Linked DNA regions of Homo sapiens: region 2 is linked to region 1. A link is a contact called in ENCODE Hi-C data. All regions are on one chromosome and are shown on one strand. Each heading gives the region's core, a stretch centred on a gene start or an enhancer-like site at or near the end of the contact. The rest is flanking DNA. Distances are from core to core; before and after follow the strand shown. Region 1 holds the start of EVI5L (ecotropic viral integration site 5 like). Region 2 holds the start of MBD3L1 (methyl-CpG binding domain protein 3 like 1).

The links. A loop is a pair of places that touch in the nucleus more often than their neighbours do. Pooled maps may share reads with other maps.
Region 2: a loop to region 1 is called in a pooled map, with 14 times the contacts of the local background. The contact joins the promoter of MBD3L1 here to the promoter of EVI5L in region 1. A Hi-C loop is called at or near these places in 14 of 50 pooled maps.

What each region holds. Positions count from the first base shown.
Region 1 is chr19:7,827,537-7,832,535 of GRCh38, forward strand. It overlaps EVI5L (ecotropic viral integration site 5 like), which reads left to right and starts at 2,682. Exons shown (of 20, transcript NM_001159944.3): 1 at 2,682-2,845. RefSeq lists a silencer at 2,539-2,778.
Region 2 is chr19:8,829,442-8,834,440 of GRCh38, forward strand. MBD3L1 (methyl-CpG binding domain protein 3 like 1) reads left to right here and starts at 2,936. Exons shown (of 3, transcript NM_001393532.1): 1 at 2,936-3,081. ZNF558 (zinc finger protein 558) reads right to left here and starts at 2,863. Exons shown (of 10, transcript NM_144693.3): 1 at 2,768-2,863; 2 at 1,877-1,960. RefSeq lists silencers at 2,643-2,912, 3,413-3,672.

The sequences.
Region 1 (4,999 bases), core at 1,432-3,931:
AAAAAAAACTTTGGAAACAGTTTCACTGCACTGTATAGAAAAGGGATCCAGGAATTTGACTGGCTTAATGCGGTGTTTGATGGAAAAGTCTTTTCCAACAGAAATGTGTTGGATTTATTTTTTTCCCACTGCGCTTATAAAAATGGAATCAAAGTGTCCTGGGAATGAAACCATTTTTTGTGTGAAAATGGTAGTGCAAAGAGGGGGTCAAATGTTCTGTTCATTTGCCTTAGGCTTGGTTTTATCCCCCAGACACCAGCTGTTGAGTGTCTCCTAGGCATGGTCCCAGAAAAATAACTGGTCACGACCTCTTCCTAGGGAGGTTCTGGACCCCACCTTGGCCTGAACCTCCGCAGACCACTCTGTCTCCCACATTCCTGCTAGTATTCTAGGACCAGAGACCCCAGGACTTTTCTTTTCTTTCCCTTTCTTTCTTTTCTTTCCTTCCTTCCTTTCTTGCTTGCAGAGTCTCGCGCCGTCACCCAGGCAGGAGCGCAGTGGTATGATCTCTGCTTACCGCAACCTCTGCCTCCCGGGTTCAAGTGATTCCCGAGCTTCAGCCTCCTGAGTAGCTGGGATTATAGGCGTGCGCCACCACACTTGGCTAATTTTTGTTTTTGTTTTTGTTTTTTTTGAGACGGAGCCTCGCTCTGTCGCCAGGCTGGAGTAGAGTGGAGCGATCTCAGCTCATTTTAACCTCCGCCTCCAGGTTCAAGCGATTCTGCTGCCTCAGCCTCCCAAGTAGCTGGGACTACAGGCACCCGCCTCCATGCCCAGCTAATTTTTGTATTTTTAGTAGAGACGGGGTTTCACCATGTTGGCCAGGATGGTCTGGATCTCTTGACCTCGTGATCTGCCCGCCTCGGCCTCCCAAAGTGCTGGGATTACAGGCGTGAGCCACCGCGCCCGGACCCTGGGGAGGTTTATTAACAGTTCCAGAACGTTGGCAGATGCAAAATAGACAGGAAGAGGGAGGGAGAGGCAGAGAGAGCTGGACAGAGGCCGGGACCATACGTGGATGTCAGTCACTGCTTGCAAGGCCACACAGAGTCTCCTACTACAGAGAAGGTTGAGCTCTCAGACCTTAGGAAGTCCTGACGTGCCCCTCCCTGGGTCCAGCCTTCCCTTCCCCATTCTGAACTTAGGACATCTAGCTGGGCGAGGTGGCTCATGCCTGTAATCCCAGCACTTTGGGAGGCTGAAGTGGGAGAACCTGGCACCAGGAGTTTCCGACTAGCCTGAGCAACATACCAAGACCCCAGCCTCTACCAAAAAAATTAGCCGGGCATGGTGTGCACGCACCTGTAGTCCCAGCTACTGGGGAGGTTGAGGCGGGAGGATCATTGGAGTCCAAGAGTTCGAGGCTGCATTGAGCTATGTTCGCATCACTGCACTGCAAACTGGGACACAGAGCGAGACCCTGTCTCTGAAAAATAAATAAATAAAAACACACTTATGACGTCACCCTCTCTGCTATGACAAGGTCCTTCCCTGCCCCACCCCCTCCAGGGCCCATCCCTACATCTTGGGGAGGAAATAAGTCCATTTTGGTCAGTCTTGCCCGCTGTCAGTAACTGTCCCTACGAATTCCTCTCTAGCTTGAAGGATTCTCCACCTCTCCCTTCTCTGTTAAAAGAGTCACGGGCCCATTTTCATTCATTCATTCATCAAATGTTTATAAGCAGTTTCCATGCTGGGGACCTGGAAGAGACCCGACCTAGGCCCTGCATCCCGACTCCCCGAGGATCTATCAGCCTGGGAGGATGGGGAATGGGAGGGCCTATCCCTCCCCACGATCACGGCGCGAACCGAGCTTTGATGGAGAAACACGCGGCTCTGTGAGCTTTAGAGAACACATTTAACCTGGCCTGGAGTAAGACAGGGGACGGGCCTGAATCTTTTATGGGACCCGCCCCCAATATCAACCGCCCCGTCCCCAGCACAGAACTGGGCTCCTAGACGACACGGTGCCATCACGTCCCCAGTGAGTCTTCAGGATTTCTGGCCACGCCCCTTCTCAGACCCAACCCCCGAGCCCCTCCCTTGCTTGACCCCGCCCCATCTCTGGCCTAGGCCACGCCCTCCTCTTAGCCCCACCCCCATTTCATTCAACCCAGGCCTCAAGCCCCACCGCCCAGGACGCCAATGCTCCCACCAATCTCACATACCCATTGGTCAGAGAGTGTCACTTTCCCGCCCTCCTTCAGTAGCATTGGTTCCCTAGGTGTCAATCTTCTTTATGGCGCCCCCAGCAGTTGCCAGGGCCCAGGTTTGAGGGGCAGATAATAATGGACGTCTCGGGGCGTCTCGTTATTGGGCAGAAAGCCCGGCTCTGGGCGGGGCTTAGTGCCAAACGCTTGGCCGCGTCTGCCTGGTGTTCCTCAGGGCCGCAGCCTTTCCTCACGGACACACCCCCACTTTCCTTGCTATTGGTCTTATCAGGTGTTGATCAATAGGATTCCTCATTCCGATACGCAAAACTACCTGTCCTTCACCGCTTCCCTCATTTCAATTCGCTCTCTCCTCAGAGGCGGCAACCTTCTGAACGTAGCCAGGGCCCGCCTCACGGAATGGCCACGGAATGGTCAGACACCCCGTCACTCCTGGCTGGTGGGCGGGGCCAGGGCGCCTGGGGGCGGCGAATTGGCGGATGGGGCCTCGGGGGCGGGGCAGCGGCTCCTGTCAGCGGGTGAAATGGCAGCGGCGGAGCCGGCGGCGGCCGCGGTCCCGGGGGGCGGCTGAGGGGGCCGGGCCGGGGCTGCGGGGCGAACGGCGCGGCTAGGATCCGGCGGCTCAGCCCGGGGCGGCGAGGCTCGGCACGGAGATGGCGGCGCGCTCGGCGCAGGTAGGGCGGCGCGGGCCGGGCCTCCCGGGCGCCTGCTCAGGCCGGCGGCTCCGTGATGCGGCCCGCGGGGAACCGGCAGGACCGCAACTCGGGCCGTCGTGCCCCGGAACCCGCGCTGGGAGCCTCGGCATCCCCAGCCCGGGACCTTCGGAGGACCCTGGCCCCTGCCCACCCTCGTTGCCGATCCCTCCGGACCCCTCCCCAGGAGCTCCTGCAGGATCCCCCTCCCCCACTCCGTCCCCTCCCCATGAGGACCCCGCAGGCCCAGGACCCCCGTCCACCCTTTGCAGTGACCCTCAGGACTCCTCTCCGGGAACCCCCTCAGGGCTCCCCATCCCCCCACTCCGCCGATCAGCCCCTCAGAAGCGCCCCCCAAGCCCAAGAACCCCCGTCCACCTTCTGCCCTGATCTCTCAGGACCCCTCCCTTCTGGACAACACTTGCCACCCCCTCCCCGCACCCCCTCACTTCACGTCCTCCTATCTTGGGCCCAGAACTGCCCCCACCTCTCCCCAAGGAGACCAGCCTCAGGGCCTACCCGCCCCCCATGCTGACCCCACAGGACCCCTCTCTGGCCTCTGTAAGTCGGATTTCCTACCCCTGCCCACAGCCCTCAGCTCAGCCTGCTAGCCCATCTCCCACCCCAGCTGCCACATGCCCAAGGGCACCCCTAAACACCACTCCCCGGCGTCCACCCAGCACACTGTGGTAGCTCCACTGATCCTGCCCCATCTGGATCCTGGCTCCTGGATCCTGAAAAATCCACCCATGCTCAAGACCTCCCGTTGGATATTCTGAACCACCCCACTCCCCATCCAGAGCCACCCATCTTTCTGAAAACCCCAAACACACACACACACACACACACACACACACACACACACACACACACAGTCACTTAGATCCCCCAGCACACACAGAAAAACTTAAGAGCTCCAACATAGACCCCAGGCATATCTGCCCCTGCCCCCACCCACTCAACACTTCTGCACCCCTCCTCAGATCCCACCTGTCCAGGCCCTCCCAGAGTCCCCGACAGCTCCCCCAGCTCAAGCAGAGATTCCAGAGACCATGAGGTGCCTGCCGCACCCCAGGAAGCCAACTTGCCCCTCCACCAAACCAGCGCCCACACTGGAGCCTTGGAGGGTGACAGGGCCCCAGAATCCCCCAGCACCTACCCCTGTGGGAACCTGCCCCAGGCCTCTGCCAAGTTATCCATCCTTCCCTGCTGTGCCCTTTCAAAGGGAAGGACGCTCACTTTCTCTCCTACACTAGTGTCCCGAAGGAACCACTGCCCGCCCCCTGATTTATGCCACCCCCTGGCGGGAAGGGAGAGGATTCACAGCTCCTGGCTTCCGTCCTGAAGTCTGCCCCCAGCCTCCTGACCCCATCACGCCTACTGGCCTCAAATGCCAGAGCCAGCAGGGCGGTCCAGGTTGCTCCTCAGAGCTGGCCCCTGACAGCCCGAGAGTTCTTTCACCCACAACTAGTGTGTTTGGCCAAAACAAAACAGCTTCCTTCTATCTTGGCATTTGAGACCTGGGTCGGGGCCTGCCAGAAGCAGGCAGCTCTTTGTTAAGGAATATTTTCAGAAGGGAAAAATGTGCTGAAGAGGCTCGAGTGGAACATGAATGAGTTGTCTGCTTCGTTTTATTCCCCCTCGGCCGGGATGTGATTGAGCTAGAGGACCCGTGTCCCTGTGTCTTTCCGTCTTTTGTGGCTCTTCCCATCCATCCCGCCGCCCTCCCCACTCCCAGCTCTGGCCTCAGGGTCCAACCTGTAGGTTCCTCTGGGCTTCTGTGGTCAGCGGAGGGTGGTTTGGAAGGGATCGCAGGTGGCTTGGCCCTGGCACAGGGATGAGACAAGACAGGAGAGGAGATGCTGGCGCGACACTGTGGCCAGGACTGCAGGGGGCGAGGAGCCGGGCCGGTCCAGTCCCGCGCAGCCTGGGCACTGTGCGTCTGGGGTCCTTCTGACAACATAACTGTGCTCAGAAACCCTGAGATAAAAGGCCCAGGCTTCCTTGTGGATATTCACTAGCGGATTGTGGACCATCCAGGAAAAAGCTCATTGCGGCTCAGTACCTCAACTTCCCCATCGGAAACTGGGGTGCGGGGAGAGCGGCTAAATTTTTAGAACAGAACTTGGAACTGCA
Region 2 (4,999 bases), core at 1,686-4,185, 1.0 Mb after region 1:
CAACTTAAGCTCTCAAGCTAAATATCCTTCCCAAGAAAGCTTCCCTGTTCCCTCTGATCAAGTTCACTAGTGCCAAGCTCCCACATCACTCCTGTCATTCATGGTTTAAAATTTATCTTCCCTGTTAGAAGGTAAACTTTATGTAGGACAGGGGCCATTTCAGGTCCTCCAGGGTCCCTGTGCATCTGACCTAGGACCTGACTCATGGAGGCGACCTGGTTTGCCAAGGATTGTCCCGGTTTGAACACTGGATGCCCTGTGCCCTAGCAAACCCCTTGGTCCTGAAAAAATGAGGATGGTTGGTCACCATTAACTGTGCACTCAAATAATATCTATTGCATGATAAGTAAACATTCCTTCAAGAATGCTGTAGGAAAGCTAGAATGGAAAAGGTGAACACACACACAATTAGTAGAAACCCCACAATTTAATACTAGATTACTTAACATGATTCTCTGCAATATGAATCACCATACTGTTATTTCAGAGAAGTTTTAAGAAACAAAGTTAATTCCTATTAGGAGGTGATATCGTTGGCTCTGTGTCCCCCCACCCAAATCTCATCTCGAGTTGTAATAATCCCTATGTGTCAGAGGAGGGTCCTGGTAGGAGGTGACTGAATCATGGGGGCGGACTTCCCCCTTGCTGTTCTCCTGATAGTAAGTTCCCACAAGATCTGATGGTTTAGAAGTTTGGCGTTTATGTCTTCTCTCTCTCTCCTGCTGCCATGTAAGACGTGCCTTGCTTTCCCTTTGCTTTCTGCCATGATCGTAAGTTTCCTGAGGCCTCCCCCGCCATGCAGAACTGAGTCAATTAAACTTCTTTCCTTTGTAAGTCACTCAGTCTCAGGGAGTTATTTATAGCAGTGTGAAAACTCTCAGGTAGTTCTTTATAGCAGTGTGAAAAAGGACTAATACAGGAGGCAAGGTGCAGAGGACAATCTTTTTGGAAACCAGTTCCCTACCCTTCAATCTATAAGTTGTTGCTTAATATTCTTCCAAATGTTTTCAAATCTCATTAGGAAAAAAAAAATCCCATTACTCAAAACACATCTGGTCGCCGGTCAATTTAATTTTAAATTTGTTACTAATAAATCATCCTTTTTACAAATGCCCTTATATTTTGAAGTTTGGTGGAGGGCCAATATGCCTTTAGAAATCAAATCAACAGCTGGGTGCGGTGGCTCTTGCCTGTAATCCCAGCACTTTGGGAGGCTGAGGTGGGCGGACCACTTGAGGTCAGGAGTTAAAGACCAGCCTGGCCAACATGGCAAAAACCTGTCTCTACTAAAAATACAAACAAAATTAGCTGGGCGTGGTGGCACTTGCCTGTAGTCCCAGCTACTCAGGAAACTGAGGCAGGAGATTTGCTTGAGTCTGGGAGGTGGAGGTTGACATGAGCCAAGATCGCGCCACTGCACTCCAACCTGGCCAACAGAGTGAGACTTGGTCTCAAGAAAAAAAAAAAAAGTCAAATCAAACAGGCCTGAAAAATGTTGCTAAGTAGTCCTGCTAGTTGTTAGTGGGAAGACTTGTAACACTACATATACATGTAAATATTTTCTATACTTATATAAAATTCAGAAACTTTTAGCATTACGGCATACCAGAAAATCTGTCTTTAGCTACAGTTACACATCTTTACGTTATTTGTATGTTTGTTTTGTGGATACTTATTTGCATGTAACTGTATTTACTTATTTACACACATGTAACCATAAACACCTCTGTCTTTTTACCTTGAACTTTCCTTAAGATACCTTCACTCTTAGTGACTTCAATGTGGTTACAACCCCAGCACAGGAAAAGCCCACGAGGAGTTCTTCTACACAGCAGAGCCTGCTGAAACCTTGTTGTAGGTTCCACACTGTACTCACCTGGTCACCCAAAAACCCACAACAACAGGTGGACCTTGTGGCAGGCTTCAACACGAATCTGAGCTTGAATGATGCTTTTCTCATCTGAAAAAAAAAAAAAGACACAAAGATTTCTTTCGAGGCTTTGTATAGGTTGTACAGTTGTTGGATACGGCTGCCGGAAACACCATCCCATTCACTTTTTTTGGGTACTCAATGATTAAATGTGTAATAAGGGCCCAGCCTGTGGGCCATGACTGGCTTTACCTGATTCCCATCTGGCCATCTGCTCCGTAAGAGGGGAGAAAGCAGCTTAACGCTGTGTGCATTTGACTTGCTCAACTTACTACGCTGGAGAGAGATTCTATGGTGACTCCACAGGCTTTAAAAATATCTTGTCACTTAGAGGCCCTATTAAGTGACTAAACTGAATTTTTAACAATTTATGTAGTTTATTCAGAACTGCAGAGATTTTTTTTTTAAGGCCCTAGAGCAGGGTTTCCCAACCTGGCACTACTGATAATTCTTTGTTGTGGGGGACTGTCCTGTACAACGTAGGATCTTTAAGAGCAAGCAGCGTCCCTCTTCCCCGGCCTCCACCCTCTAGGTGACAGTAGCAGCCTCCCCTCCCCACAATTTGTGAAAACCACAGTCGTCTCCAGCTACAGCCAAAAGTCCCCTGGGGTGCGGAATCGCCCCGGGTGAGGGCGACTGGGGTTCCCTGAGGAGGCAACAGCGGCGCGGGGCCCCGACCCAGGAGCAAGCAGCAGCTTCGTGCTGACCTAAGCTCACAGCCCGAGGCCTCATGAACCGAAACACGGCTCCCTGGAGGGACGCAGGGCCCGTGGCTGGCGGTGTCCGCGGCCCACGTCGCCCCCTGGACTCGGACCCGAGCCCCCGCCAGTCGCTCACCGAGCCCGGCCCCTCCCGCGGGGCCAAAAGCGCCGACTCGCGGGGACGGAGGGACTCGCTCCCCGCTGCCCCACGCGCGGCCCCTCCCACGGTACCGCCCCGCGCTTCCGCTTCCGGTCTGGGGAGAGGTGCGCTGCACGTCCCCTTCCGGCTCGCGCGGGCAGCCTCGCAGAGTCGAGCGTGTTGGGGGTTCGGCGCTTAGGCGACAGGCGCGGCGGGCGGGAGCGGCGGCCGCGAACCCCAGCCTTGGGCAGAGGTGTTCTAGTTTGCTTAGTGGGCACAAAGTTGGGCCCTGGCCTGGGGCAGTAGCGGGGGTAAGGTTGGCCCTGGGGGCGGGGCCAGGCTGTGAGCCGCACGAGGCCTGGGGGCGGGGCTGGTTGTGGGCGGAGATCAGTTCCGGGGCGGGGCTGAAGGCGGGGAACCGGCTGAGGCCGTACCAGGCCTGGAGGGCGAGGCTGATTGGGCAGAGACCAGTTCCAGGGTCGGGGCTGTGGGTGGGGCCCAGTTCTCGGGGCGGATGGTATAAGGCTTCTAGAGCGGGGATGACTGAGCAGAGACCAGTTACAGGGGTGGAGACCTCCATTTCCGGGGCGGGGCTGAGCGGGAACCAGGCTGTGGTTGTGACAGCCCTGGAGGTTGGGGCTGGCTGTGGGCGGAGATAAGCTCCGGGCCGGGCGGAGGGCGGGGACTAGGCTGTGGGTGTACCGGTCTTGGAGGGCAGTGGTGATTGGCAGAGAGCAGTTCTAGGGGCGGAGCTATGGGGTGGCAGCAAGCCTGGGGGCGGGGCTGACTGTGGGCGGAGACCAGTTCTGGGGGCGGGACTGTGGGCTGCACCAGGCCTGGGGAGGGGGCAGTGGGTGGAGACCAGTTCCAGGGGCAGGGATCTGGGTATGAATAAAAGGGTGTATGATGTGGGTGGGTTGGGATAGGCCCAGGAGCCAGGATTGTGGGAGATCAGATTCAGGGGTAGGGCCTTCCTTGGATCCCTAGATTGTTGATACAGTTACTGCCCCATGTTCATACAACCCAATAGGATCAGATTATGTATGCACATTTGTCTATAACTTGCTTTCCCAAGGCAGAACATAGTGATTTAACACTAAGAGTTTAGGGGAGCAGGAGAGGACTGGGTCATAGATACACATATAGGAAAACTTAAGAATGGTACAAAGTCAGTCAAATATTCTCCCACCACGGTCTTTCAGTTCTTTTGCTCAGAGGCAAAAATAATTTTCTCCTCTATCTTTCCAGATATAGTGTGGACATGTATGTGTGTGTATGTGTGTATGCCGTAGTCATATTCATGGAATAAATGCTATTACCTCCCCCCCAACAAGTCTCTGTTTTATACACCATGGATATAGACTGAACAAAATAGGTAAACGTCCTTGCCCTCAGAGAACGTGCATTTTAGTTGTGAGTTGGGCAGGAGAAATGGACAGTGAATGTGATAAATAGAATACATGGTGGGTTGGTGCGTTAGATACCACTAAGTGCTGGTTGGACCTGGTGGCTTACGCTTGTAATCCCAACACTTTGGGAGGCCGAGGCAGGCAGATCACCTGAGGTCAGGAGTTCGAGACCAGCCTGCCAACATGGTGAAACCCCGTCTCTACTAAAAATACAAAATTAGCCGGGCGTGGTGGCGGATGCCTTGTAATCCCAGGTACTTGGGAGGCTGAGGCAGGAGAATAGCTTGAACTCGGGAGGTGGAGGTTGAAGTGAGCCGAGATTGCAGCCGGTGCACTCCAGCCCGGGTGACGAGCAAGACTCCATCTCAAAAAACAAAACAAAACAAAAACCAAAAACCATAAACAAAAAAAGATACTGGTAAGTGCAAAGGGAAAAAATTTTATGTAAGAGAGTGGTAACATTTAAAATCAGCCAGGAAGAAATACTTTCAATGAATGATATTGTTTCATGCACCCGTCCTTTCAGAAAAAAATAGTTAGATCTCTGCTTCCCAAAAATATCCATTTTCAGGTGGCTGAAGGAAGTTTAAGCAAAAATGAACAAGTTCAAAATTCAATATACTAGGAAAGTTCACTGTGGAAAGACTGTTCTCTTCAACAAATTGTGCTGGGACAACTAGATGCCAATATACAAAAGAATGAAATTGGGCTGGGCGTGGTGGCTCACGCCTGTAACCCCAGCACTTTGGGAGGCTGAGGCAGGCAGATCACGAGGTCAAGATATCGAGACCATCCTGGCTAACATGGTGAAACCCCGTCT